6 separate regions of the Mus musculus genome follow, and regions 1, 3, 4, 5 and 6 are each linked to region 2. Evidence: chromatin loops called from intact Hi-C (ENCODE). Cell type or tissue: heart. All regions are shown on one strand.

Region 1 (5,000 bases), 130 kb after region 2:
CAGCAAAGCTGCAAACAACACACCTCCTTGATTGAGGGAGGGCATGTCTAAAAGTAATCCACAGTGGGCATCCCAGAATTCAAGGTTTCGATTTCATTTGATCGTCCAAAAGGACCCTCTTTTGGTGGTTAGCAAGAGAGGACCCCCAGAACTCCAAGGGAACACTATGTTTTACACTTTTTTCCCAAGTAGGGAACTTGAGTAGATGGTGTGCACACTTCCAGCTATCCTAACAGCTCAGGGAGGGAGCCAGATTTTCATGAAAGGATATCTCAAGCTCCCGGCTAAGTCCAGAAACCTCTCAACAGAACAGCTGAGGGATTTCTGCAGAGCGAACAGCCTGAGTTTCCGGAGGTCACTGGAGGGTCTCCGTGCTAGGGAGTCTGCACACAACCACGTGCCTGTAAGGTGAGGGCTATGTCTCCAACCCTGCCAAGTCTTAGGGATGCCCGAGTCAGTCCCAAGCCAAAGCTGGAATGATGGGTCAACATTTTAACTTCAGGGAGAAAGAAGCCCCCATCCGATAACAGAGGTGTGGGGCCCTAGAAACCGCGCAGCTGAGGTGCGGACTGAGGTGCGGACTGAGTTGCAGGACCCATTCTGTATCCAGTCTTCCTGCCTCCTTTGAGGCTGGCTTCCAGTGCACATTGAGCCGCTTGCTCCCCGGGAACGGCAGGCGATCGAACGGCCTGACTGGGCCGTACCCACAGCAGGCAGAGACGCGCGCACCCCCCCTCCCCACTACACTCCTCCCTTTCTCTCCGGCGACACACACGCCTGCCATGTGTTGACTCTGAGCGAAGAGTCATCAGGATTCCTGAAAGTGGGTTTTGACAGAAAACCGCTCTGATCCCCAAAAGGAGCAGGGGCTGCTGCGGGGACCCGTTGTTCGGTGTTTATCTCTGAGCCCTTTCAACCTTCCTACTGTCCTGTCTACATGACTTCGCTTCCCGCTCCCGCCCCCAAATCCTCCAAATATTTTCCCCAGCACACACGGGCAAAGTACTTTAAACAATCTAAAAGGTGAGTCTGGATTTGTCCCAGGGCAAAAAGTTCATTGCTCGCCTGTAAGCAATGAATGCTCCAGTTTTCACCTCCCGGGACCACTTCAGCCTAGGTCTCCATTGCTCAGGCTGCCTATAGCCCTGCAACCCATGCCCTAGCAAGAAGGAGTGAGAAAGGCGATTCGAAAGGGCGCTTTAGACCAACAGGTATGGGGATGACGGTGGGGGCGGACGCCCTTGTCCACAATGCCAGGTGGGGCACGTGGGCCACTCACCTGCTTGGAACTCCACTTGGCGATTTTTCTCTTTTTCCTCCTCTAGTAGCATGGAGTAGAGGATACCAACAGAGTTATGGATGCCGAAGATGGAGCCGTTGCACCAGGTGGCTGCAAACACCACTATCCAGCCGAAGCCACCTTCGGGAGGCTGAAAGCCACGCGCGGTGCCTCGGGTTTCCACAGTGGGCGTGGGCTCGGGTTCTTGCACTGGCTCAGCCTCAAAGCCCAGCTCCGGCAGGGGTGCAGGATCGGGTAGGGGCTGGGGCTCGGGCTCAGGCTGAGGCTCGGGCGGGGGCACTGGCACCGGCTCGGGGTCAGGCTCCGGTTCGGGCTCCGGCTCTGGCTCCGGCTCGGGCACAGGACTACACACCGGCTCCTGATATTCCTGGTTTGCCTCCTGACAGGGCCCCTCAGCTTCCTCGCTCGCCGGGCTTGGCAGCGCCATCGCGGCTAGGGGACTGACTGTGGCTTGCCGGAGGAGCTGTTGTCTGGCTGGTACTTGTTTCTGCTGCTACTGCTCCTGCCGCTCCGAGCACTGCCGCCGCGGCTGCCTGAGACCCTGCCTCCTCCTCCTCCCAGCGCCCGAGCTGGCCAGCCTGTCCCGCGACAGACGGTCCCCTCAAGCCCTCTCCTTCTCCTCCCCCGTCCAACCCCCCTCCTCGTCTCCCCACGTCATCTCTCTCTCCTCCCCCTCCTCCTCCCTCCCACCTCTTCCTCAACAGGCAGCCGCTACAACCTCGCTCTTCTCCCCAGCCCTTCCTCCTCTTACTCGCCTACCTACTCTAGCCTTGCTGCCGCCCCAAACTCCCTTTTCAAATTACTGACTCCTATTCTTGTTCAGATGGCTTGGAAGACGAATTAAATTAGCAAACGGAGCAGAAACTACCCTTTTACCCTACCTTCTCCTCCCCGCAGGTCCCAGAACCCACAGATCAACCTCTAGCCTCGAAGGAAGACCCTGCCTGCTCCTTGAGTCCACTCCCTCTTGCTTTCAAGCAACTTGCAGCTAGATTGGTCCTGGGAACCCCAAGACTAGAGCTGGTCCGTGACAGACCCCACCCTGTTCTCGGGAGTCCCTGTGTTCCCACTTGGACTGGAGACCGGTGACCTAGAGAGTGCAGCCTGGGACAGAGGGTGGGCACAATCTTCTCAAGCCTGGAACTTAGACACCCACAGACCCACGCACCCCTCAGAGTCTCCCCCTACCCCCTACCCCCTACCCCCTACCCCCGCGCTTCCCGGCAAATCCCTGGCGGGACTGAGGGGAGGAGGCGCAGCGGGGCCCGCCCCTCCGGGCAGTCAATCAGGGCTTTGTTTGCGCCAACCTGGAGCCCAGAGGAGCCACAGAGGGCCGGGTCTAGACTTGGCCAGGGCAGACTCTGGGCCAGGGGCCGGGCCAGGAAAGGAGGGAGGCACGAAAGCACCAGAGGGTGCCCGGCCCATGCCCCGGCGGGACGCAGAACACAGTTCAGGTTATTCTTGCTTCTCTGTTCCAGAGAGCAAGAAATGGGGTCCATCCTTTCGTCTCAGCTCCAAACTCTGTCTCTGTAGCTCCTTCCATGGGTGCCTTGCTCCCAATTCCAAGAAGGGGCAAAGTATCCACACCTTGGTCTTCGTTCTTCATGTGTTTTGCAAATTGTATCTTATATCTTGGGTATTCTAAGTTTCTGGGCTAATATCCACTTATCAGTGAGTACATATCATGTGAGTTCTTTTGTGATTGAGTTACCTCACTCAGGATGATGCCCTCCAGGTCCATCCATTTGCCTAGGAATTTCATAAATTCATTAGACTGTCATACCCGGGGATCCATCCCATAATCAGCCTACAAACGCTGACACCATTGCATACACTAGCAAGATTTTGCTAAAAGGACCCTGATATAGCTGTCTCTTGTGAGACTATGCCAGGGCCTAGCAAACACAGAAGTGGATGCTCACAGTCAGCTATTGGATGGATCACAGGGCCCCCAATGGAGGAGCTGGAGGAAGTACCCAGGGAGCTGGGGGGATCTGCAACCCTATAGGTGGAACAACAATATGAACTAACCAGTACCCCCCCAGAGCTCGTGTCTCTAACTGCATATGTATCAGAAGATGGCCTGGTCGGCCATCAGTGGAAAGAGAGGCCCATTGGTCGTGCAGACCTTATATGCCCCAGTACAGGGGAACGCCAGGGCCAAGAGGTGGGAGTGGGTGGGTAGGGGAGTGGGTGTGGGAGGGTGTGGGGGACTTGTGGGATAGCACTGGAAATGTAAATGAAATAAATACCTAATAATAATAATAAAAGAATATACATATATATATGAAAGAAATGGGGTCCAGATCTAGCTGCCACTTTAGTCAAGGGCAGCACAGCTCCTGACATCCTGATCAGGCTGGACCCTTGGGCCTGGACCTCTGCTTTTAAGAGTGCAGAGGGATATCTTTCCAACACCATCTCTCTCACACCCACACTTCAGGCAGTAACCTCAGAGTCCCATGGAATGCCCAAGACTCAGTAAGGGAAAGTTTGGGGGAAGGGGACTCTGCCTTGCTGGTGAGCCACAATGTACCAGCTCAACTCTCACCTACTTGGTGATTCCAAGCAACTCTGCCTCCCCTAAGGGTCTGTGCTGCACTAGCAAAGAGGGTGAACCCCAGTTCCATTTTTACCTGGAATCTGATTAACCTTTCTGCTAGGTGAAACTGCCTGCTGGCTGGAAACGCAGCTCAAGGCGCCTGGGCTCCATCTGATGCCAATGAACACAGTCTTTAAGCACAATTGGGTGGCAGGCAGGACAGGGATGTCCTGTGGCTTGTGGTTCCATGAAAAAGCAAGCAAATTCACAGATCACACGGTCACGCCAGTCCACAAAATAGGCATTGTGTAAATGAATAGAGCAGCTCTCTTATTGACAAGTAGCAAACCTTATCACTTGCTTCTTGTGGCCTCCAAACTGAACCACAACTCAGATCAGTCATTTATTACTTTAAGGTCATGAAGGAAGGCAAATAAAAAGTAAACTTTAAGGCAAGTCTTCACACAGAAAAGCCAGAAGCCCCCCCCTCCCCGATCTAACACAGGAGTGTAGAACTTGTTGCTGAGATGAGGAAAGCTATTACCTAGCTAAGCCATGACAGGGTTCTGGGGTAAGTTATGTACAACGTGGGCTTTGGATATGGAGTGGAGTTTTTAACAGGTGGCTTGGAGGTGGTTTCCTGCTTTAGAGCCTGCCCTGATCCCAAGATACAGAGACACAGAAGGACTCTACTCATAGAGAGAGGAAAGTGAAAGTTAATCAGGCCAAAAACTTAATATGTATGACGCTTCTCCCAGAGAACACTTGCATTTTAATAAAACTCCACAATGCTTCAGCCATGAGGAATGAGAAACCATCGACATGCTGAGTGCTGAGGCTAAAGGTTTGCTTTCCAGCCAGGGGATCCATCGTTCACATTACCAGCTGTCCTCTAGGACAGCTCTAGACTTGGTATCTACTTGCAAAGAACCTGACTGAAACCCTAAAAAGAGTTTTGTTCCAGTCCCAGAACTGAGTAAAATCATAAATTTCTGTACGTCATTTTGATTCCAGCTATCTAAATTCTATTTCCCTTTTGGTTTGAATGGGTTTTGAGATCACCGGAATGAGAATGCAGAGGGTGGAGGCATGGCAGGACTCACTGAGGTTCTCCTGTAAACCTAGCACCGTGCTAGGCCCTCTGCATACATAATGTCA
Region 2 (5,000 bases):
ACCGCCACCAGTGCCATCTCTCTGGGCCTGTCACAGCTGAAGGACGTAACTGCAGTCATGAATTGAGCCTGCAGTGCTTCTGAAGACTCCCCAGTGGAACACTGCAGCAGCATTTTCTGACCCACTAACTGGTCCCTGCCTGGTGAGATGTCTGTCTGTCTAACATTTCTATTAGCATGGTATTGTAAGGAATGTTTATGCGAATAAAATGAGCATATTTGAAAGACACATCCTCCGTAGATAGCCTGACTGCAGAGCTCCCCTCAGCCCACTGCCTGTACTCACTGTACTAATCTTCTCCTTGTGCTGAACATAGTTAACTGGCTGAATTTCCCAGTAGTTCATGGGTGTCTCCTCCCCATTAGAGTGAGCAAAGCCCACCCCATTCCAGCTTTTCTGTATGTGTATCTGTTATGTCTTCAGCGTCTGTCAGTGTTTCATTCGTGAGTTGCCTATGAGGTAGTCAATACCAAGCCATACAAGACACAGAATCTAGCTTAGCTCTTATTACTCTCCATGCTTCCATAGTTTTGCCAGGGTACTGAACTGGTCCAGAGCCTTCTCAGGGGCATTGAGAAGGCAGGGCCGAAGCAGGTGCTGACTCAAGAAGCAGGACGTAGGCTTTCTGGGAAGTCAGGGGATTTGCTTATGTTCTGTGAGATAGGGTGCAAGAACTTAGGAGAGGATGTCCAGGACCTGACTGACATTCACTACCCATTCTGGGCCTCAGCTTTTCCACCTGTAAATTGGGCCTAAGAGCTGCTGTCTCCCAGGATAGGTGGAGGATCCAGTGTGATGTGGGAGGACTGTGTGAACTGTGAATGCCTGTCTACGGGTGAAGGAGCTTTAGTTCCCATGAAAGGGAACCTCTGTCCACACAGGGAGGAGGGATCCATGTTTGGTTACTAAGGAAAAAGGGAGCACTTGCCTGAGCACTAACAAAGCAGCCGACATCTGGCTGAACAGTCTGGGAGGCAGCACTGACTTTGCCCAAGACAGAAGCAAGCTGAAAAGTTGGACTTTCCGGAGAGCCCACACCTGGTAAGTGTGGGGCAGTTGGGGGTGTCTGAGGAGTCACTTCTGCTAGGCTGAAGGGAGCAGGTCAGTGGTGATTTAGTGGAGGAATGTGTAGTGAGGAGAAGAGGGAAAAGGGCCTATCTTCAGGGCAACATGTGACTCCCCACTTGCCAAGGCTCAGTACTACCTTTGGAAGAGGGGTCCCCAGCCAGGCAAGTTCTGTTTACTCTCAGGGACTTCAGAGCAGCTGGCTGTTGCTCACTTTCTGAGGGAATTTAGGAAGGATCTGTCCTGAGTTGTGGAAATGCTCCAACTATCCAACTATCGGGACAGGAAAGGGCCCACCACGCCCCCACCCAGACCGAGGCGCCCCACGCCCTCTGGGACAGTTGAGGCTGCAGTGGAGTGACTGAAGGCTAGGTCTTCCAGTCTTAGCAGAAGCAGGCCGCCGGGCAGACCTGGATGGAGAGGGCATGGGGCCTGCCTGAATTGCAGGTAAGGTGAGGAATGCATGGAGGACGATGGCTGTCCCTGGCAGGAGACTTGGAACTTTCAGCCGAGACTCATATTCAGGCCCTTTGCTTGCAGTGTCCATTTAGCACCCTGCGTGGTGACCGGAGCAGACGCGTTGGAAGGGGTTCTCCGAAGACCCATCCAGGATCACAACGAGGGCTGGAGATACAGGGTGTGGGGCACCGTGGTCACCGCAAATATTAGTGGAGATGGCAGGGGCGGTGGTGGGCAGGGTGGAGGAGGCGGATCACCTTGGAGGAGCGGAGCTGGGACCTGTGGCAGCTGCTGTGTGCCCACAGGGCTGAGGTGTGGGGCTGCTCCTGGACTCTCTTCCCCCAGGAGGAGCTGGAGAGTAGATGCCCCTCCCTGGTACGACTCAAGGCTTGTCATCTCTCCAGGACTGGGGAGAGGACCCAGGTCTGCCGAGCAGCCGGAGTCAATGTCCCGCCTCCCGTTTTGCCCGAGACTAGGACGCAGCCCTAGCCGCGTCCCCTGCGCTGCCTGCACAACTAGATGGTCCCAGGGTGCAGGGCTCAGGGGCGATGTCACAGAGCAACGTGCAGCCCTGGCTCTGTGCTACTGGCCACTGAGGGAACGCACGGGGTGGGTGTGGTGGGGAAGGAGAGCAGGGCGAGGGTCGCCCCGCGGGTCAGTTGGGCAGTCGGGAGGCTGCGGCCCTCGAGCGCACGCGACAGGTGGTGCGGATGGGCAGCGGGGAGGGAGCCTGGCGGTGAGCATCCGGCTCGGCTCCGCCCCTCCCCCGCTTTACTGTGGCTCCAACACTTGTCAGAGGAGAGCAATGGGCTAATTTTATCCGACTGGGACTCAGCAGGAAACCGACGCTGAGGCGCGGGTAGTTCTTCCGGGCGATTGGCCCCGGAGGTCTGAAGCAGGGAGTGGAGAGGGAGGGCGTGGGGCGCCTCGGTCTGGGTGGGGGCGTGGTGGGCCCTTTCCTGTCCCGGAGAGGACTAAATTTTGGCGCCAGTATTGGTATGTAACAGGCCACACCGACTCTGAGAAGGAAAGATGTCCTCCTTTGCAAAGATGATAGAACAAATTCCTTCTGTGTCTTAATCATTGTGTCTCATTCTATTCCTTTCATGCCTTAAGTTCTCTGGCTCTGCAGCGTGCCAGACACACAGCAGGTCTCTAGGAAACACTGCAACACTGCTGACACTGATATGACCAGAAAATCCAGCCATGAAGCCGTGTGTCTGGTGACCGCTAGAGAGAGCTGAAAGGCAAGCATCTAAAGCCATTTTGAAGCACAACTTCCTCACCCCTTAGAAGGGAAGAAGGTATTCAACCCTTCTCCGCCCCCCCCCCCCGTCCGCCCCCCTCCCCCCGTTCTTTTTTTTTTTTTTTCTCCTGAGCTCTTTACTACTGCTGTTTTAGCTTATCAGAATTTCACAACTTGCTTTAAGCTTCTTGTTTTGAGCAGCGCCCACTCTCTTCTGGTACCAGCTGTCAGACACTGGAAATTGTAATCCCTGTCAGCTGGCCTGCTCTGTTTCTGTGGAGAAGTCGTAGGGAGCTGCTCGTTGCCTTTTCAGACATGAAAAGGCCCCGGGGGAAGAGCATATGCTCATAAAAAAATTATGGGATTCTACAGCTTTGAAATCTAATGATTCTTAGTGATCAAACACAGACTGAGCCCTGGGGGCGGGAGGAGGGGCGGGGCGGGGGTCTGGAGGAGGCACAGAACGGGCAGAGGATCTTGGGTGAGAGAGCTTGGGGTCTGGCATTGAGACAGAGTAATTAGCCTTAGTGGGAGGAGGCGAGGAGGCCAGCAACCCAAGGGTGTCTGCACTGAGCAAGGAGAAACAAGAATAGTCAAGAGCTGGGTGGTAAAGCATCCTTTCTCAAAGGAAACCAGTTCTTTGTCTTTGTTCCTTCTCTGTCTAGTCCAGGGACAGAGGGAGCTGCATTTTATTTGTACCTTTTGGGTGGTTGGGAGTGGAAGAACACTTGGTGGAGTCAGGTTTCTAAGGCCAAGGCGTCAGAAAGGTCTAGAGTGGCCGGGAGGGAGGGTACCAGGGTTCCGAGCTGCTTAGGAGGGAGGATAATGGTGGAGAAGGAGTGTGCTGAAAGTGAAAATTTGCTCAACTTTTAGTTTTCCCGCTGATACTCCTTTGGAAATGAACACGCTACATAGTGAATGAAGTGGACAAGTCCTTAGCTTTCCTTGTCACTGATGAACTGTGGATCTGTAAGAGCCCCTTCCTAAGCCTCATGGAGATTCCCCATTTCAGATCGAGATAAAAAGTGACTTTAGGGTCGCTCTTGGCTTCGACAGTCTTGTCTCTCTCATGTATCCCCTTTTGTTCCAGACTGTGCCTGTGGGGTTGTGTAACTGAGCTATTCTAACATCATTAAGTAGCCCAGCAATAAAATAAAGGAGGACAGATGGCGGTCCATTGTATTTGTGAATTTGCAGTGTGTCACCTTTCTCTTGAGGTGGTAGCCTAGCCTTGACAGGGCCTCCATTCTAACTCAGCCAGTAAGATGTTCTCATCTTGTGAAGTAACCACTTTTCCCATTAAAGGGGACCATACAAAATTTCCATCTGAAACAGTTTTCCCTCAGTTTCTCTCTTCCACCGTCAGCTTCCCCAGAGCACAGAGAACCAGGCAGAAATACTGTTTGGAATGAAACTTCACCTGGGAAGCTAAATTTCCTGCTGTTGATCAGGTTAAAACTATTACGCCCTTGTAGACAATGTACACACTCAAACCAGACATTTAGATCTGTTTATTTTGTTCCAAACCCCTTGAGGATTTAAATGTCCCAGGTCTCAAGCTCTGAAATTTTGTTCGTTCTCTTAGTTTTTAACTGTGGTACCTAAGAGGCTGCTTCCTACTCTAAATATTAATACTGTGCTGCTTTGGCCAAACAACATTCTCTCGGAAAGCACACAAGCCCACACGTGCACACACGCATTTGTGAAAAATAAAAAAGTAAATTGACACCCTGCCAATGTTAGGTGACACCTGAATGGGCAGATCTGGGACCTGTGAATGTCTTTCCATCATCTGGAGAGAAGTGAGTGGCAGCCTGACTCTTTAGAGCTGTCCAGCCATGAGCAACAAAGGAGGCCCTGCACACTTATTCTGCCCCCTACCCCCTAAGTGGCCTGGAGGGGGTGGGGTAAGGAGAAATGGAAGTGGAAGCATTGTTGCTTCAGTATTTTCAATGGCCTCTCCTGGGAGTCGCAGGGCTCCTGGGGCCCAGCTTCTCCTGTTCCATAGATGCTTGAGTTGACAGGACAGTGACTCCACCCCTTCCTGTCCTCAGAGCCAAGAACCAATGGGTTTTCCTTTGGGGAGTTGATAAGAGCTGGATTGGGACCAGCAGAGGGGGGCTCAGGACTTTGGCCTTGAATGAAACATCAGAGGCCAACTATGCCCCAGCTGCCTGTTAGTAACGGAAAAACTCATGTGTGGGGACCATTGTATTCTTTGGAGCCCCTC
Region 3 (5,000 bases), 300 kb after region 2:
TACAATAATATATACATGTATATTATATATTATGTCTCGGCCTTCCAATGGCTTTACCCCTTGAACCATCCCACCAACACAGCACAGTCTCCTTTTTAGTGTTGTGTTCATACACGTCTCATGTGCACATGAAGCCCACAAGACCATCCTTAGGTGTCATTGTCAGGAAAACCATCTATATCCTTTGACACATAACCTCTCTTGGTCTGAGGCTCATCAATTAGGCTAGATTGGCTGGCCAGTGAACCTCAGGATCTTTTCATTTCTGCCTCTCCTGTACTTGAATTACAAGTGTGTATCAGCGCACGTAACATCTCCCAAATGACCCTTCCCCCAATTCCCTGTTTTCACTCTAAAGACGCTCTGAGACAAAAATCTCACTTGAGATGTCTGGCCAGGCCTTCTTGCAGTCCTCTCAGTCTCTAAGTTAAAAAAAAAAAACCCAAGATCTCTGCTTTTTCCTCATATCATTTAGCCAAGTAAATTCAAATTTAAGAAATTTCCTAAAGAAACAAATGGGGAACCGGGCTGTGGTGGCATACACCTTTAATCCCAGCATTCAGGAGGCAGAAGCAGGCTGATCTCTGTGAGTATGAGGCCAGCCTGCTCTACAGAGCAAGTTCTAGGATAGCCAAGGCTACACACAGAACCCCTGGCTTGAAAAACCAACCCTCCCAAAAGAATCTAGGTTCGTTTTTCCACATGCAGCTATCCAATTTGACCAGCATCTTTGGTGAAGATGCTGTTTTCTCTACAGCATGCACTTTGGGCTACTTTGTCAAAAATTAGGTGTCTGTAGGTGTTGGAATTAGGTCTCTGTTCTCAGTTCCATTCCACTGATCAATGTGTCTGTATTTATGACAATACTATGCTGATTTTATTACTAAAGCTCGTCAGTACAGCTTAAAAACAGAAATGATGAGACTTTCTAGCAGCTGTTGTATTGTTCGGGATTGTTTTGGCTAACAGATGGTTTTTGTTTCCATAAGAAGCTTAAGATTGTTGTTTCAATTTCTGTGAAGAATTGTGTTGGGATTTTGATGGGGTATTGCATCATCTATAGATTAACGTGAGACGGCCATTTTTACAATATTGGTCCTACCAATCTACAAACATAGTGAGTCTTTCCATCTTCTAGTGTCTTATTCAATGTCTTCTCAATGTTATGGATCCATTATTATATAAGCTTTCCCCCTGCTTAGTGTAAAATTTGAATAATATTATTTTTCCTATTTATTTCTTAGTATGTTTGTCATTGTGTATATATATGTGTGTATGAAAATTACTGATTTTTGTGTGTTAATTTTGTATCCTGCTATTTTACCGAAGGTGTTTATCAGGTATAGAAGTTCACTGGTGGAATCTTTAGGGTCGTTTAGGTATAATATACTGTCTGCATAGTTTCTTTGATCCCAAATACTTCCTTTTGGGGCCTTTGCTCTCTCGCTCTTGTTTTATAGCTTTAGACAACACTTCAAGCACTATACCGCACAGGTATGAAGATAGGAGATATCCTTGTCTTGTTCCTGGTTTCAGTAGGAATCCTTTTCATTTAGAATGATGCTGGCCCTGGTCTTGTAAACTGCCTTTATTATATTGACTTATATTCCTGTATCCCTAGCTTCTCTAACACTTTCATCATGAAGAGGTTTTGGATTTTGTCAAAGGCCTTTCCTGCATCTGATCATGTGGTTCCTGTCTTTCAGTATGTTTATGTAGTGGATTATGTTTACTGATTTGCATATATTGAACCATCCCTGAATCTCTGGGATGAGCTTGAGCAAATGAATAATCCTTTCGATGTGCTCTTGAATTTAGATTGCATTACATCCGTGTTCATAAAATGTTTTGGTCTATACTTTTTCTTTCTTTCTTTTTACTGAGTCTTTTTTTTCCGGTTTTGGTATCAGGGTAATTATGGCTTCATAGAAAGACTTTAGAAATGTTTTTTGTTTTGTGTTTTGCATAACATTGAGGAGTATTGCCATTAGGGCTTATTTGAAAGTCTGATGGAGGGGCTGGTGAGATGACTCAGCGGTTAAGAGCACTGACTGCTCTTCCAGAGGTCCTGAGTTCAATTTCCAGCAATCACATGGTGACTCATGACTGGGGATCTGGTGCCCTCTTCTGGCATGCAGGTGTATATTCAGAATAACACTCATACATTAAATAAATAGGTAAATAAATAAAAATGTTAAAAATCAGATGGAATTCTGTGTTAAATGCATCCCACTCTGGCCTTTTTCAGTTGGGAGAGTTTTTCAAAAATCTATTTTTTAAAAATATCTCATTAGCTATTATGAACCTATTTAAATTATTTGCTTATTTAAAAAAAATTATTCTCTTGTACATGACATTCCCACCTCTGTTTCCCTTCCATCCACTCTTCCTAGTCCCTCTCCCGACCATTCCTTGCCCTCAGATCCACTCCTCTTGTGTTTCCCTTCAGAAAACAGCAGGCTTCCCAGGGATATCCACCAAACATGGCACATCAAAACAGCAGGCTTCCCAGGGATATCCACCAAACATGGCACATCAAAACAGCAGGCTTCCCAGGGATATCCACCAAACATGGCACATCAAAACAGCAGGCTTCCCAGGGATATCCACCAAACATGGCACATCAAAACAGCAGGCTTCCCAGGGATATCCACCAAACATGGCACATCAAAACAGCAGGCTTCCCAGGGATATCCACCAAACATGGCACATCAAAACAGCAGGCTTCCCAGGGATATCCACCAAACATGGCACATCAAAACAGCAGGCTTCCCAGGGATATCCACCAAACATGGCACATCAAAACAGCAGGCTTCCCAGGGATATCCACCAAACATGGCACATCAAGTTTCAGCAAGACTTGACACAAACCCTCATATCAAAGCTGGGTAAGGCAACCCAGTAGGAGGAAAAGGATCCCAAACTCAGGCAAAAAAAGTCAGAGACACCCCCAACTCTCACTGTTCGGAGTCTCACAAGAACGCCAAGCTACTCAATCGTAACATATATGCAAAGGACCTAGGTCAGACCTGTACAGGCTCTTTGTTCAGTTCCCATGAGGCCCGATTAGTTGATTCTATGGGTAATACTTTCCTGGTGTCCTCAACTGCTCTGACTTCTACAATCCTTCCTCCTTCTCTTATGCTGAGGTTCCCATGGCTCCATCTAGTATTTGTCTGTGGGCTTTTGTATCGGCTTCCACCAGTTGCTGGATGACACCCCTCTGCTGCTAATTGTGCTAGGCACTGATCTACGAGTATAGTAGAGTATTATAAGGAATTATTTCATTGACTTTTTTTATTTTTTGCTGGTCCTGTTCGGTTCTATCCTGGGTCTCAGGCTGTCCTGCCTCTGGTTCCTGGCCATCCAGGAAGTATGAGGCGTGGGCTCCCTCTTGTGGTCTTGGTCTGACGTTGGACCAGTCATTGGCTGGTCACTCCCCTCAAGTTCTACCTCACCTTTACCCCAGCGCGTTTTGCGGGCAGGATAGATTGTAGGTCGAAGGTTTGGTGTCTGGGTTGATGTCGCAGTCCCTTGCTTGGTTATAAAAGATGGCCAGTTTAGACTCCATATCCCGCATTACTAGAAGTCTTCACTAGGGTCACCCTCATAGATTCCAGAGAATTTCCACTAGGTTTCTATATTGAGTACTGGGAGAGACAACTGGATAACATATAAAAGTCAAAGGGAAATCAGGTCTGATATTTTCTCTTCCACTCAATCCAGCTTGTTAATGAGGTTTTCCTTTGATCTCATTATCTATCTATCTATCTATCTATCTATCTATCTATCTATCTATCGAGACACCCTCTCTGGGAATTTGCTATGTAGATCAGGCTGGCCTATAACTCACAGAGATCATCCTGCCTCTGTCTCCCAAGTTCTGAGACTAAAGTTGTGCACCACCAGATCTGGAATGTCCTAAGATTTATTTTTGATTTTTATTTCATATCTACTTTTTTCTTTTTTCTTTCTTTCTTTCTTTCTTTCTTTCTTTCTTTCTTTCTTTCTTTTTTCTTTTTTCTTTTTTTTCTTTTTTTTTTTTTTTTGGTTGGGGGTGTTTTGAGACAGGGTTTCTCTGTATAGCCCTGGCTGTCCTGGCACTCACTTTGTAGACCAGGCTGGCCTCGAAATCAGAAATCTGCCTGCCTCTGTCTCCTGAGTGCTGGGATTAAAGGCAAAGAGTCTATTATTACATTCTATTTTCACATCTTAAATTTTTATTTATTTATTATTTCATTCAACTATGTTTTCACCATTTTCATTTAGACATTTATTTATATCCTCTTTGAGCCCTTGAAGTGTAAGGACTTCAAAATAGCATTTACAAACACATATTCAAAGTGCTTGATTCCAAGTGTTGGGGTTACATTGAGGTTCTGGATTCAGTCTCCAAGTGGTTCCAGATCAAAGTAGTAAGGCTGGATAATAGTTTAGCAGTGGGTGGGGATCTGCCTTTGGGTATCTCTAACTGGGGTTCAGCATCAAACTCTACAATATCCCAGGGCCAAGAAGTGTGTTGGGTACCTGAGAGTTAGGAAGAATGGTGGGATAACTCTGGGAGTTCCTTCCTGGAATTCAGATTCAGACTCAGATTTTGTAGTCTAAGAGGTCCCAGCAAAGTGTGATGGGTCGGGTAGCTGGTATTCATTGGGAGGGGCTATACTGGCTCTGTAAGTTCCTACTTAAACTTATGGTTTAGACTCTCATTCAGACTCCATGGAGTCCCAGATCTGTATGGTGGATGGAGTACCTGATAGATGATGAAGGCAGCACTGGCTATGGAAATCTCTAACTAGGCTTCTGGGTCCAGCTCCACAAAACTCAGGGTTCAACAATAGATGGGATGTCTAACAGTCTGGTATGTCAGTGAACTGAGAATTCCTACATGGTGTTCTGGTTCAGACTCTGGGTTTGGACTTCAAGCTCTCCCAGATCGGGGTGGTTGATGTGATGGCTGATGGATGAGCAAGCAGGGAGGAGCAGAATGGCTCTGCATG
Region 4 (5,000 bases), 150 kb after region 2:
AGTTTGCAAGTATTTTATTGAGTATTTTTGCATTCATGTTTATAAGAGAAATTGGCCTGAAGTTCTCTTTCTTTGTTGTGTCTTTGTGTAGTTTAGGTATCAGGGTGACTGTGGCCTCAGAAAATGAGTTCAATAATGTTCCTTCTGTTTCTATTTTGTGGAGTCGTTTGAGGAGCAGTGGTATTAGCGCTTCTTTGAAAATCTAGTAGGTTTATGTGCCAAAACCATCTGTTCCTGGGCTTGTTTTTGGTTGGGAGACTTGAATTGACTGCTTCTATTTCCATAGGGATTATAAAACTATTTAAATAGTTCACCTGGTCATGATTAACTTTGGTAAATGGTATCTATTTAGAAAATCATTCATTTCCTTTAGATTTTTCAATTTTCAAGAGTGCAGGCTTTTGAAGTAAGACTTAATGATTCTTTGAATTTCCTCAGTGTCTGTTGTTACAGCTCCCTTTTCATTTCTGATTTTGTTAATTCGGATACTGTCTCTCTGGCTGTTAGGTTGGCTAAGGGTTTATCTATCTTGTTGATTTTCTCAAAGAACCAGCTCTTTGTTTCTAATTTATTGATTTCAGCCCTGAGTTTGATTATTTCCTGCCGATTACTTCTGTGTTTGCTCCTTTTTTTCCCCCTAGAATTTTCAGGTGTTTGTTTGCTTGTTTGTTTATTTATTTATTTATTTATTTATTTATTTATTATTCCTGTTGATTACATCTTAAATGATAGCATGCGCGCGCGCTCACACACACACACACACACACACACACACTCACACACAAATGTGCCCATGCATACTCATAGTAGTGGAAAGATTAAGAGGACACTGGAAATGGCATGGGTCTTTTGAAACCTCAAAGCTGTCTCCCAAGGACAAATCTCCATCAGTAGCATACCTTTTAACTTTTCTCATGCAGTGTTATCAACTGGGGACCAAGAATTTAAACATGTGAGCATATGAGGGTTGTACTCACTCAATCTACTACACTTAAAAAAACTCAAAGAAAAATAAACATGCAATAAAAAAAAACTCAATAACTCAGAAAATTTATGGGAAACCTAACAAGTAAAATGGATCAAGTAAAAGACAGATTATCAGGACTTGAAGATAAAGTAGAGGACTTGAATTGTTCAATCAAAGATTATGAAAAAATGTAAAACACATGAAAGAAATATGCAGGAACTTTGAGACAGTATAAAAATTCAATCCACAAATTATAGGCATAAAAGAATCACAGGTTGAAGACACAGATCAGATTTTCAGCGTGATAGTGGAAGAAAACTTCCCCAAATTAAGGACAGACATCTCTGTGCTGGGTAGTTTTATGTCAACCTCATACAAGCTAAAATCATATGAGAGGAGTTAACTTGAATTAAGGAAAACACCTACATAAGATCAGGCTGTAAGAAAGCCTGTAGAGCATTTTCTTGATGTTGGAGGGCCCAGCCCATTGAAGGTGGTGCCATCCCTGGCTGGTGGTCCTGGGTTCTATAAGAAAGCAGGCTGAGCAAGTTATGGAATGCAAACCAGTAAGCATCCTCCTCCATGGCCTCTGCATCAGCTCCTGCCTCCAGGTTCCTGCCTGTTTGGGTTCTTGTCCTGATTTTCTTTGATGTGGGAGCATAAGTTATATAAGCCCTTTCTTTTCCAAGTTGTTTTGGTCATGGTTTTTCATCACAGCAATAACAACTCAAAGATACTATTCATGATATGATACAAGACAGATACAAGAAGCACATCGGACACCAATTAGACAGGACCCAAAATGAAGCTTCCCATGGTGTACTATATTTAAAATGCTGAATATACAGAACAAGGAGAGAACATTGAAAACTGCAAAAGAAAAATTACAAGTCACACACAAAGGAAAAGCCATCAGCATAACAGCTGACTTCTCCATGGACACTTAAAGCCTGAAGGACCTGAAGCAATGTACTCCAATTTCTAAAAGACCCTAGATGCCAACCTAGACTATTGTACTCCATAAATCTACCGGCCATAGTTGAAGAAGAAAGAAAAACTTTCCATCATACAAATAGTCCTGAGAATTCATGTCCATCAAACCAGCAAGACAGAGAGTACTAGAAGTATGTTTCAGACTAAAGAGGGGAGTAATAATAGTGAAGAGGCAACAGAAAGAAAACAAACAAAACTATAATTACCAGACTATACATTGAGACTAAGTACAAAAGCAGCAAAAACAAGAGGGCAATCAACATCCTCCTTTAAAACAACAACATTAACTATTAATGTCCTTAACTTTTTAATCAAAAGACACAGGTTGGGGGCTGGAGAGATAGATAGCTCAACAGTCAAGAGCACTTATGGCTCTTAGACACAATGTGTGCTGCTTGGCATTGTGGAGATGGCTCAACTAGACAAGGTTCTGGGGAAATCACCACACTGGGCTGGTACATGATCTAAGGTTGCAGTTTTAATGTAAAGAAAACATCTACATCCTAAATACATCCTCCATATAGCATTTAAACATTCAAAAGTTTCCCCCTAGATTGTTTCCAAGGTCCCCTAGGGGCAATAGTCAAGGCTTTATATCAAAACTAGTAGATCTTGCTAGCTGTGGTTGCTATATTTATAACACTAGCACTCAGAAGACTGAGGCAAGATGGTCAGGAGCTTAAGTCTAACCTGGGCTACAAAGTGCTATAGTATGACCCTGACCCAGCTCTCCCCTAGAAAACAACCCCTGAATTTATTGAGTATTCTTTTGGCCTGAGAAGTAACTGGATGATTCTGTTTACATCAGTCAATTTGAAGATCTGCCTGTTCTTCTGTAGCCCACTCCAGGCTCCAAGATAAGGTTATAAAGAAAAATTAAGAAACTTCCACTCAAAGTCAGTCTTAAAGATGTGCTTGAGGGTAATAGTCTCCAGCATCTAGCTGCCACCTGGTGGTCATGGATATGGATAGAGTGTTCTTTTTTTCATGGCTTGCCATCCATGCAGGGCTTCCAGTTTCAAAGTAACCGTGTTTCTCACCAAGTCTAAGAGAGTGTGGATTGGTGGAAGGTTGGAGGCATAAGGGGAAAGAAGTCGATGAAGCTAATAAGTTTTTGCTGTATTTTAATTTATTTTTTATTGAAAATAGATTCTCCTCCATTATTATACATCCTAATCACAGATTCCCCTAGCTCCACTCCGCCCAGCTCCCCCAACCTCCCCTTTCTCCCAGACTCACCCCCCTCCAGTTTTCCTTCAGAAAAGAGCAGATCTCCAATAAACAAGCAATCAAGCCACCGATGTATGAGCTTAGCCGAGTATCATTAGGAATCATTTCATTGTTTTTGTTGTTGCTGCTGTTTGTTTGTTTGTTTGTTTGTTTGCCAGTCATAACTGGTTCTACCCTAGGTTTCTGGGCTATTCACTCTCCTATTCCTGGCCATCCTGGTAGAGTCTGGCATGGGCTCTTTCTTGAGGCTTTTTCATCAAGTTAAATCAGACATCAGTTGGCCACTCTCACAAGTTCTGCATCACCATTGCCCCAGCACATCTTGCAGGCAGGACAGAATTTTGTGGCTGGGTTGGTGTCCAGGTTTCTCTTTCTGTAGCCTGCAGAGTACCTGCACTTGCCAAAGAAACTAGAACATAGGGGTTGAAGGATCTGTGCAGGCAGCAGCTTGACGACTCTAAGTTCAATGAGCTGTGTGGATGTTGTCCTCAGCAATCCTGTCCCCACCCCATCCCACCCCCACCTCCATCCGCACCCCTGCTGTCAGTTTTCAGAGAGCAACTTAGTATCAGGCCAGGTTGTTTAGGTATCTCTATGGGTGCCCCCAGGCCAGTAACTAAACAAAATGCAGCCCAGTCCCGCCACTGGAAGCCATGCCTGGCTACAAAAGATGATCAGTTTAGATTCCATATTCCCCCATTACTAGAAGTTCTCACTAGGGTCATCCCTATAGGTTCCAAGAGATTTGACTGAACTAGCCTTTCCACATCAACCTCCCCCACCCAGCCAATGCTCCCAGTTCCAGCTGTCCCTCCATGAAGAAAATAAATGTTGCTTTATGATAAGTCAGTATTGTGCTGTTTTCAAACACCTGTTCACCATGTGGCGGTGCCCTAAATCATCACTGACACAAGTTGTTCTTGCCTGAGCAATTCAAACCTTACTGTCAAAAAATTACAGTATGGGCCTCAACCTGTCTGCAGGCTCCCTCAAGAACTGGCACAAAGGCTTTTCTTTGTTTTGTGTGACTCAGAATATTCACAGACCTTGAGTGTCCTTGAGGGAGAGGCTGTTCTTAACAGTAGTTAAAGACTGCTGTATCCTTGGGAATAATGATAGGACAGCAGAGAAGATTCAAAACAACAATAAAAGACAGATGTAAAATGTCCATAAAAGAAGTTGGGGCAGTAGATATGTATAGAAATGATTTTGAAAATCTCTTATGCAATCAGAGAAGCAATACAGCTACATACACGCATAGAATAGGACACATTCTTAGATGCTCTAAGAACATCCAAACTTTTCACCTTGGGTTAGCTTATAGGTTCTACATACATAGGATGTGAAAGCTAAGGCAGAGTTATAAATCAATTACAATACAAAGTTCATATGTGAAGATTAAAAAAGTGTTGTCTTCTACCTCTTAGCTTTTTTCTTGACAACAAATCTAAATCCATGTTTGAATAATACTGTACTACTTTGTGGTACGTGTTAAGTACCTCATTAAAATGATTTCTGAGTCCTTTTTCAGGATCTATTATCATTTACATTGTTTTTTAAAGATTTATTTATTATTATATCTAAGTACACTGTAGCTGTCTTCAGACACACCAGAAGAGTGTGCCAGATCTAATTATGGATGGTTATGAGCCACCATGTAGTTGCTGGGATTTGAACTCTTAACTGCTGAGCCATCTCTCCAGCTCCCTATCACTTACATTGTTATAGAAATCACTCCACACACTTAAAGATAAAACAAAAGCTCTTTATTTAAGATCCTGGCTAAAGCCCCAAAAAGAGTCAACCTTCA
Region 5 (5,000 bases), 70 kb before region 2:
TATATATATAATCTCTGTGGCCACTGCGTTCTGCTACTCTGGTGAGATAACTCTGTGAAGAATATATATACATATATGCGCATATATATGTATATATATTCATGCCGGGTGCATCTGCACGTGTTTCTCGCCAAAGTTATGCCCCAGTGTCTAAACCATATCATTAACAACAATCCTTAACAGGATTAACTGTGATAAACTAAGTTACACATGGAATTAAAAAAACGTCGTAGGCGATAAAGCATATCCCAAACCCAGATGGAATCCGTCAGCAGCCTAAGGGAGAGGCTACTTGGTAGACGGATTCCTTAATACAGTTAAAAACCCTCCAACCTAAAACCACTGAATCAGAGTCCGGCGTGGTGATTTACGCCTGTAATCCCAGTTTAAGCAGGAGAACGGCCGCGAGTTCGAGGCCTGCTGCTGTCAGTCTCAAACTACATTCACTCACCCCCAAGGAAAACAAAAAGCGGATGAAGCCTAATCCTAAAGACTCATCCATTTGATTCACCCTTAACAAATGAAGAACTCGAAAGTTTTTTTTGTTTTGTTTTAAATAGATGTCAAACAAAACAGTGATGCTCAGGTGCCTTAAACCTGCTTAGAGAAGTCTAAAAATCTTTCATAATATTAAGTAATGCGCAACATCCTTTTGGAGGGCTGGGGATTCGTACTGGCCTCCAGTTCTCCCTCCCCTCAAAGGAGAAAATGCACAAATTAAGGATCTCCCTGACACAAGTTCCCTCCTCCGCCCTCCATGTTACATTTTCGTCCTTCGTCGTTCCTTTACCTCCTGCTGAAGCGAGTGTCGCAGTTAAAATTCTTACGGCAGGCAGTGCCTAGAGGGTGGAGGGAGCGGCGGCATAGAGAGCCGTGCCTGGGTGGCAGCAGCGATGACTTAACGGCGATGAACACCAGGTACGAAACCTGCTATACTTGCGGCCGCGGCGCGGATGCCACGAACCCACAGCCTCTCCAGGAGCGCTGCGCTGTGCTGCAACGCATGCGCCGCGCTCCTCCCTCTCCTCAGAGCGCCCCTCTACAACTTACAGCAGCCCACTGAGTCCAGTACTCAGGTCCCTAGCCCACACTTCTTTTCCTACCTCTGCTCATACCGGCGTCCACCACCCATCCTTTCCTCAGCCCCTTTTCTAATCAATAAGTCCCCATCCTTTTTAATTTACCATCACATCTCACTACTGTTATTATTCCCTTTCTGGCTCACCCTACAATTCTTGACCTTCTCTGCTTCTCTGGAGCTCTGCTAGGCCCCCTCATATTTCCTGATGTACCCAATATTCCAAGTGTTTCGAAAACAAACAAACTAACAAACCAACCAACCAACCACTGGCATGGTGATAAGTGCCTGTAATTCCAGCGATTTATAGACAACCTCACCTCCATGACAAATTCTAGGTCAGCTTGGACCACAAAAGATCCTGAAGGAAAAAAAAATAGCCTCCACCGATCCGGGGGGTTGGGGGAATGGAAATATACGTATGTAGATTTAATTGTGGGCCCAAGTTACAAAGCCTGAAGAAAAAGTCTTTTTCTAATACCTGGAACCAGAACTCTTGGGGCAGGCTATTTTCACTCTCAGCATGTTGTTTCCTGTGGAGAATCTTGAGTTTTAAGGGTCTCCTTAAGATCCACTCCCCCTTCTTATTCAGCCCTGGATCTTGAGAGATCATCCGACTGGCTCCTGCCTGTCTATCTATCATTGCATTGAATTGTGAATTTTCATGTAGAGCATCAAAGCACCAGAACCATACAAGTAAAAAAGAGTGGGGGAGGGGAGGAGGAAGACAAAGAAGAAAAAAGGAGGAGGAAGAAGGGAAGGAGGTCGAGGAGGAGGAGGAGGAGGAGAAAAGGAAAAGCAGTCCCATGCCTGCATCTGAAACAATATCATGAGCAGAATAGAAGTAGAAGGCAGGGCCATTGGATATATTGCGACACCTAATGGACATATAGGTAACATGCATAAAAAACCCCTCTGATGTTTCAGCTTTAGTAAGACATCCCCACTTTGACAATTCCCTCCCTGGTTTCTGAAAGAGCTTTTTCTTTGAGGGGGAAGGGAGTGTGATGGAAAAGCTCTTTTCAGCCCAATTTGAGCAATGAAAGAAGCCTTTAAGCTAAGTTTACCTGGAGTTCACTACAAAAGTGTTAGCTCACATCTCGAACAAAGTTGTACTCATGCAGAATTAACAGGCTGTACTTACAAGCTCCAAACTAGGTCTGGAGAGATGGCTCAGACGTCAAAAGCACTGACTGCTCTTCCAGAGGTCCTGAGTTCAATTCCCAGCAACCACTTGGTGACTCACAACCATCTGTAAAGGACTCTGATGCATTCTTCTGGTGTGTGTCTGAAGACAGTTCAGTGTACTTATATAAGTAAAAGTAAATAGATCTTTAAAAACAAAAAACAAAATAAAGTTCAAACAATTTTTCTTGTAAAACAAGCTTAGTTCCATCTGAAGATTCCATGTAAGAGAGTTTTTCTTGATTGCCACCAGGGGAAACAACATATTTGTTCATCTGACAAACTGTAAACATAAATAGAAATGTTAGAAATCATCTCTAAATTTCCAAGATATCTCTTTCCTAGAATTTAATTTCTCTGATATTTTTAATTATAAGAGATAGGAACAATTGTAGTTTAGGGTTTGAGGATGTGGCTCAGTTGGGAGAGTATTTTCCTGGACATAGCTCTGGCTTCAGATGCCCAGTACTACTTAAACACACCTGTAATGTCAGCATTCAAGAAATAGAGAGAATGATCAAATACAAGGTCATCTTCAGCTACATAGAAAGTTCAAGGCAAACCTGGGATATATAACACCCTGACCATAGAAAGACAGAGAAACAGAGACAGAGAGAGACAGAGAGAGAGAGAGAGACTGGAGAGATGGCTCAGCACTTAAGAGTACTGATTGCTCTTCCAGAGGTCCTGAGTTCAATTTCCAGCAACCACATGGTGGCTCACAACCCCATCTGTAATGAGATCTGACACCCTCTACTAGTGTGTCTGAAGACAGTTACAGTGTACTTATATATAATAGATAAATAAATCTAAGAAAGAAAGAAAAAGACAGACATAGACAGGAAGAAAGAAAGAAAGAAAGAAAGAAAGAAAGAAAGAAAGAAAGAAAGAAAGAAAGAAAGAAAGAAAGAAAGAAAGGAAGAAAGGAAGGAAGGAAGGAAGGAAGGAAGGAAGGAAGGAAGAAAGAAAGAAAGAAAGAAAGAAAGAAAGAAAGAAAGAAAGAAAGAAAGAAAGAAAGAAAGACAGACAGACACAAAAAACAGCTTTGGGGCAGGGGATATAGCACCTAAGTTCAGTGGTTTTGTGTTTGTGATCCTGTAATCCCAGCACTTGGGAAATGAGGCCGAAGGATCAATGATATTTTTTTTCTGAGACAGGGTTTCACTGTATAGCCCTGGCTGTCCTGGGACTCAGACTCACTCAGTAGACCAGGCTGGCCTCGAACTCAGAAATCTGCCTGCCTCTACCTACCAAGTGCTGGGATTAAAGGCATGCGCCATCACTGCCTGGCAGGATCAATGATTTGAAGTCAACTTAGGCTGCATAGTAAATTTCATGCCAGCCTGAGCTATAGAATGAAATCCTATTTCAAAAAAAAAAAAAAAAAAAAAGGAAGCAATGTGCAGTGCCTTCAATCCCAGCACTCAGGAGGCAGAGGCACATGATCTCTGTGAGTTTAGGCCAGCCTGGTCTACAGAGTGAGTTCCAGGATAGCCAGGGCTACACAATAAGACTCTGTCTCACTGGGCGGTGGTGGCGCACCCCTTTAATCCCAGCACTTGGGAGGCAGAGACAGGCGGATTTCTGAGTTCAAGGCCAGCCTGGTCTACAAAGTGAGTTCCAGGACAGCCAGAGCTAACACAGAGAAACCCTGTCTGGAAAAGCAAAAAAACAAAAAATACAAAAAAAAAAAAAAAATACTACAAAAAAAAACCCAAATAAACAAAAAGACTAAGCATTAAAAAACGACAACTTTAGAGTACAAATTACTAACAGCTAGGCTTGCCTGATAAACTTGAAAATAGTCAGGATATAAAACAGAGATGAACCTATTCATGTTTTTTGTTGTTGTTGTTGAGAGAAGACAAATGTCAGCAGTAGAGAGCTGCATGACATGTAAGACCTACATGACATGTAAGATTGGACCTGCCTAATGACTTAGCCTGAGAAGAGTGGAAGGAGTTTGTTGAGTTAGTTATAAAAATTATTCTCTGTGCTCTATCAGCACACCAGATGGCCGTAAACTTTTCTGATAATTAACAAGCGTTTGTTCTTTTGACTTGGTTATTGTCTCCTATTCAAAGGAATTGATTATAGCACTTGGAACCATTAATTTACCAAAAAAGTCCCAAAGAAACCTATTTGCTAGAAAGAAAGAAAGCCAAGCCAAGGAGGCCCCGAGGAGAATGCCTGGGATCCCCGGCTGGCAGAGGACTGAGCCTAAGACAAGTAGATTCAACGAGCTTTAGGTTCATTGAGTGGCACTGTTTGAAAAAAATAAAAAGAATGAAGTGAAAAGATGTTGTTTTGACATCTAAAGTCAAAGTCTGGCCTCTGCACACAGCATACACAGACACATACATAGACACAGACACAGACACACACACACGCACACACATCCACACATGAATACACGTAACCACACACACACACACACACACACACACACACACCTGTATGCACATATATACACACAAATTATAATTTAAATAAATTTGCTGGGGTTAGGGATGTAGCTCAGTGATAAAACATTTGTTTATCATACACAAGGTCTTGCATTTGATCCCCTTCACCAGAAAGAAAGAAAGAAAGAAAGAAAGAAAGAAAGAAAGAAAGAAAGAAAGAAAGAAAGAAAGAAAGAGCGAGAGAGAGCGAGAGAGAGGGAGAGAGAGAGAGGAAAGAAGGAAGGAAGGAAGGAAGGAAGGAAGGAAGGAAGGAAGGAAGGAAGGAAGGAAGG
Region 6 (5,000 bases), 220 kb after region 2:
CCTGCTCCTCCTGCTCCTCCTCCTCCTGCTCCTCCTGCTCCTCCTGCTCCTCCTGCTCCTCCTGCTCCTCCTGCTACTCCTTCTGCTCCTCCTGCTCCTCCTGCTCCTCCTCCTTCTGCTCCTCCTGCTCCTCCTGTTCCTCCTGCTCCTCCTGCTCCTCCTGCTCCTCCTGCTCCTGCTCCTCCTGCTCCTCCTGCTCCTGCTCCTCCTGCTCCTCCTGCTCCTCCTGTTCCTCCTGCTCCTCCTCCTCCTCCTGCTCCTCCTGCTCCTCCTGCTCCTCCTGCTCCTGCTCCTCCTGCTCCTCCTGTTCCTCCTGTTCCTCCTGCTCCTCCTTTTGGCGCCCAATGACAGGATTCCATTAGAAAAGCAAAAAAGCCATGCTCCACTATGTTCATAGCAGCCTTATTTATAATAGCCAGAAGCTGGAAAGAACCCAGATGCCCCTCAACAGAGGAATGGATACAGAAAATGTGGTACATTTACACAATGGAATACTACTCAGCTCTTAAAAAGAATGAATTTATGAAATTCCTAGCCAAATGGTTGGACCTGGAGGGCATCATCCTGAGTGAGGTAACCCAATCACAAAAGAACTCACATGATATGTACTCACTGATAAGTGGATATTAGCCCAGAAACTTAGGATACCCAAGATACAAGATACAATTTGCTAAACGCATGAAACTCAAGAAGAATAAAGACCAAAGTGTGGACACTTTGCCCTTTCTTAGAATTGGGAACAAAACACCCATGGAAGGAGTTACAGAGACAAAGTTTGGAGCTGTGACGAAAGGATGGACCATCTAGAGACTGCCATATCCGGGGACCCATCCCATAATCAGCTTCCAAATGCTGACACCATTACATACACTAGCAAGATTTTGCTGAAAGGACCTAGATATGGCTGTCTCTTTTGAGACTACGCTGGGGCCTAGCAAACACAGAAGTGGATGCTCACAGTCAGCTAATGGATGGGTCACACGGCCCCCAATGGAGGAGCTAGAGAAAATACCCAAGGAGCTAAAGGGATCTGCAACCCTATAGGTGGAATAACATTATGAACTAACCAGTACCCGGGAGCTCTTGTCTTTAGCTGCATATGTATCAAAAGATGACCTAGTCGGCCATCACTGGAAAGAGAGGCCCATTGGACACACAAACTTTATATACCCCAGTACAGGGGAACGCCAGGGTCAAAAAGTGGGAATGGGTGGGTAGGGGAGTTGGGGGGAGGGTATGGGGGACTTTTGGGATAGCATTGGAAATGTAATTGAGGAAAATATGTAGTAAAAAAAAAAGAAAAGAAAAGAAAAAAAGCTTCCACTGGCCGTTCCCCCTACTCCACCTTCCCCCACCCAACCAGAGAGAGGTCTCTCCTATCCTCTCCCTAGCCACAAAAGCCAAAGACCTACAAAACACTTAGACAAAACCCCGCCAAACTCCATAGTCCCTTATCCCAAACAACAACTCTGTAATTTTCGTAACTCCCTTGCAAAAACAAACCCCACCTCCCATGCTACCCAGAACTACAATACAGAACTAGAATCCCAAAATACTCTAGCATTTCCACTAATATTAACCCTAATCTAACTAAACCGCTCAACTGCTATCCATTCCAGCCTCAGACTTAATAGAACTCAGGCAGGCAGTGAAGGAGGATGTTATCCAAGCACCCTGGACAAAATCTCTCCTACAGAGCCATATTGCCAAACTAAACATGCCCCAAGATTGGAGAGATATTTGCTGCTCCTCCCTGCCCGGCCCAAAGTGGGAGGCCCTATTTCAAGATGGATGTCGCCAACAGGTCAGATAAAATCGGGACTGAGGCGACACCCCATGGGGTTTGGATGAGCTCTGGCCAGGAAGACTTTTCCACTGGAGCACAGCAGGCAACACAGCCAGCATGGTATTATGAACAGGTCACCTCTGCAACCCAAACTTGGGACAGGCTCACCCCACTCTCAGATACAGAAGACCCAGCATCCTCCCTGCTTTCTCAGTCTCCCTGGGTTCTCAGCCTGGAGAACCCCCTATCAGATTTTATTCTCAGAACTAGAATGGGCCTAGAAAGAAAAATCCCCAGCCCCACAGCCAGAGATCTCCTTCTTAAAACCATTGTATGGGAAGGCATGACTCCTGAATCCAGATTAGCTTGCCAGGGTCTCTGGGAGGAGCATCACAATAGGAGGATTGTGACAACTCAAGATATAGGAACCACATCACACCACATCACATCCGTGGCTCAGGCATTTGTGGCAGCAGTAAAAATGGAAGGAATCTGCTTCAAATGTGGAGAGACGGAACACTGAAGAAATGAATGCCCACAAAACTCCCTTCCCATAATAGATCCTAATCCCCCTAAGAAAATTTGCCCCCCCCCCCCCCGTCCACCTCTGTTTCAGGAAAGGTCTCCACTGGAAAAGATATTGTACCTCCATATATGATAAGGATGTAAGCCATTGGAGCCTTTAAACTTCAAAGGATGCAGCCCTCAGCCCGAGTCCATAGAAGCCTTATGGGTGTCCAGCATCTCAGAAGGCCCCCACCCAAAATTAACCATTAAAATAGATATAAGCCATTCATGTTCCTTATTGATACTGGAGCAGACAAGACAATTTGAAGACATGAGATCTCATGAGACTGGCAACTGATCCCTGGGTCCCAGCTCCTAGGCATAGGGGGAACCGCTGATGCATTTGGAACTTCTCATGCATTTATCACTAAACAGGCTTGTAATGTGGGAGGACCCTGATGGAGCTACCGGCCTCATACGCCCCCTAGTGGCTCAAGCAGCCACCAGTCTTCTAGAAAGATAATGTCTTTCAAGCCCTAGAGGTAGTGCTTATCATCCAATCAGAAAGAGACCACATCAAGATAGAGGACATTACCTATAAAGTTGTACCCAAATCACCCCCAATTCTAGGGGGCCACTGTTAGATTTGATACCCCTACCTTGATTGGTTCTCTAGTGAAGCCATCTGGGTCCCACGGTTGCTTCTATCAAGGGAGAAGTTTAAAGTCCTCACACAGCTGATAGAAAAACCGCTTCCACCACAACACATCCACCCCTCCCACAGTCCATGGAACACCCTGTGTTTGCTATAAAAGAAAAGAGCTCAGGGGTATAGAGACTATTACAGGGGCAATTAACAAAACCAAGCGAGTCTGGGACTCTCCTCAAGGAGGGCTGCCCTGTGTCTCAGCCATCTCTGCCAATGTCCCCCTGTTAGCAATAGACATAAAAGACTGCTTTTTTCCATCCCTCTCCACCCCTGAGACTGCAAACACTTTGCATTCTCCGTTACCCCCCCCCCCCCCACATTAACATCTCTGGCCCAGCCTCACAATATGAATGGACTGTTCTCCCACAGGGAATGGCTAACAGTCCAACCACTTGTCAGGAGGCTGCAGCTACTGCATTAAAACCCTATTTAGACAAAGGACTCAATATCTATCATTACATGGACAATAGTTTAGTTTGGGGGGACTCTTCCACCTCTGCCTCCCAACTTAAGGAACAGCTAATACTTTCTATATCTGCCCTAGGACTCAAAATAGCCCTTCATAAAATTCAACTTATTCTGCCCATTGCATTTCAGATACAAAGATCTCCTTTACTTCAATAAGCCCCCTCATATCCACTCTTTTCTTACCTCAAAAATTAACTCTCGCCTCCGTCCAGAGCTTTTTGGGTAACCTTAACTGGCTTCAACCCTGGCTCCCCCTTTCCACAAGCTCCACTCAACCTTTCTTTAACCTTATAAAAGGAGATAAAAGGCCCTCCTCACCAAGAACACTGTCCCCCTGAAGCAATCCAAGGCTGTCAATGCAGCCTTAAAAGATGACTCTTGCTTGGTATGACCCAACAATACCCATACAGCTCTTTATCTTTAATTCCTCCTGTACTCCTGTGGGAGCCCTTTACCAACCCCAGGATGTGTTGGAATGGCTCCACACCCCAATGGGTGGTGCACCTTGAATTTTAAATGAGGTGGATGCACTCATTAGTATAATTAAAAGTGTCAGGGACAGAACCCTACAAACACTAGAAAAAGAACCTGACATTCTTGTCAACCCCTTTTCTACTCTCCAATATTCAATTTTTTAAAATGAGTTTTGGCACAATCTTGCTGATCTTTTTTTTTTTAAAGATTTATTTATTTTTTTATTTATATGAGTGCACTGTAGCTGTCTTCAGACACACCAGAAGAGGGCATCTGATCTCATTACAGATGGTTGTGAGCCTTCATATGATTACTGGGATTTGAACTCAGGATCTCTGGAAGAGCAAACAGTGCTCTTAAATGCTGAGCTATCTCTCCAGCCCCCCAATATTTAATGTTAATCAAAAATCACTCCCACTTTGCTGTCAGTTTAATAAGATTCCCAGGACGAATTGACACCCATTATTCTGCTGAAACCTGGGCCTTTGCTCTGTTGTGATGGCTGCCCCTCAAGTACTATTTTCAAAAAAGCCCATAGTTGGAGTCCCTCATTATCTACTAATGGGGGAAAGAGGGGAGCTTCAGCTTAACATACTACTCCCCTGGGATGAACCCCTATCCTAAAATTCAGAGAACTGCCCCACCACTCCCCCCAATACAAAGAATTATATGCTATCTATTTAGCTCTATGAGAAGTCAAGAGCCCTCATAACCTCTTTTCAGACAGTGTATATGCTGTCAATTTGCTCCCCTGGCTGTCAAGATCCTTTGTCAAACTAGATGCCAACCCACTTTCCACTCTACTCATCCAGGTCTCCACACTCCTACAGGAAAGAGACTCCCTCATCTACATCCAGCATGTCAGATCTCACAGTCCACTGCTAAGTCCAATATCTGAGAGAAATGCTCTTGCTGACCAAACAGCCTCAACAGTAACATTCACAGCTTCCATTGAGCAAGCAGACCAATTCCATCGCAGACACACACAAATATAAAGGAACTTCATGCCCACTTCCCTGACATCTCCCTTGCTCAACTCCAAAGGATAATCCCTCA

Evidence for each region. Hi-C counts contacts between places; a loop is a spot of excess contacts. Peaks named below come from ENCODE experiments on the same cell type or tissue, not always from the same donor. Only the 100,000 strongest peaks of a DNase experiment are listed, where the experiment ranks them.
Region 1: a loop joins it to region 2, with 5 times the contacts of the local background. A loop is called at or near these places in 10 of 42 quality-filtered maps.
Region 3: it touches region 2 in a loop (2.6-fold over the local background); 3 of 42 quality-filtered maps call a loop at or near these places.
Region 4: it touches region 2 in a loop (10-fold over the local background); 14 of 42 quality-filtered maps call a loop at or near these places.
Region 5: it touches region 2 in a loop (2.4-fold over the local background); 2 of 42 quality-filtered maps call a loop at or near these places.
Region 6: a loop joins it to region 2, with 7 times the contacts of the local background. A loop is called at or near these places in 9 of 42 quality-filtered maps.

The regions. Positions count from the first base shown.
Region 1 is chrX:103,820,076-103,825,075 of GRCm38, forward strand. It overlaps Slc16a2 (solute carrier family 16 (monocarboxylic acid transporters), member 2), which reads right to left and starts at 1,913. Exons shown (of 6, transcript NM_009197.2): 1 at 1,280-1,913. The coding sequence starts at 1,727. In heart, no CTCF peak of the experiment used is centred here; DNase peaks (open chromatin) are centred at 396, 1,976 and 2,566; H3K4me3 peaks cover 2,699 bases; H3K27ac peaks cover 1,702 bases; H3K27me3 peaks cover 4,231 bases.
Region 2 is chrX:103,693,148-103,698,147 of GRCm38, forward strand. It overlaps Slc16a2 (solute carrier family 16 (monocarboxylic acid transporters), member 2), which reads right to left. Exons shown (of 6, transcript NM_009197.2): 6 at 4,267-5,000. Gm53059 (predicted gene, 53059) reads left to right here and starts at 1,405. Exons shown (of 3, transcript NR_168947.2): 1 at 1,405-1,512; 2 at 2,641-2,828. In heart, a CTCF peak has its summit at 2,743; DNase peaks (open chromatin) are centred at 2,364, 2,704 and 4,834; H3K4me3 peaks cover 2,124 bases; H3K27ac peaks cover 2,180 bases; H3K27me3 peaks cover 4,173 bases.
Region 3 is chrX:103,988,506-103,993,505 of GRCm38, forward strand. No RefSeq gene overlaps it. Among named protein-coding and RNA genes, the nearest start is that of Rlim, 9.7 kb to the left of the region's middle. In heart, CTCF peaks have their summits at 2,129 (motif pointing left) and 3,399 (motif pointing left); no DNase peak of the experiment used is centred here; H3K27me3 peaks cover 1,579 bases.
Region 4 is chrX:103,842,549-103,847,548 of GRCm38, forward strand. No RefSeq gene overlaps it. Among named protein-coding and RNA genes, the nearest start is that of Slc16a2, 23 kb to the left of the region's middle. In heart, a CTCF peak has its summit at 2,904 (motif pointing left); no DNase peak of the experiment used is centred here; H3K27me3 peaks cover 1,188 bases.
Region 5 is chrX:103,622,757-103,627,756 of GRCm38, forward strand. Ftx (Ftx transcript, Xist regulator (non-protein coding)) reads right to left here and starts at 998. Exons shown (of 11, transcript NR_028381.1): 1 at 791-998. In heart, CTCF peaks have their summits at 81 and 1,961; a DNase peak (open chromatin) is centred at 975; H3K4me3 peaks cover 1,262 bases; H3K27ac peaks cover 1,077 bases.
Region 6 is chrX:103,912,238-103,917,237 of GRCm38, forward strand. No RefSeq gene overlaps it. Among named protein-coding and RNA genes, the nearest start is that of Rlim, 67 kb to the right of the region's middle. In heart, a CTCF peak has its summit at 2,783 (motif pointing left); no DNase peak of the experiment used is centred here; H3K27me3 peaks cover 2,356 bases.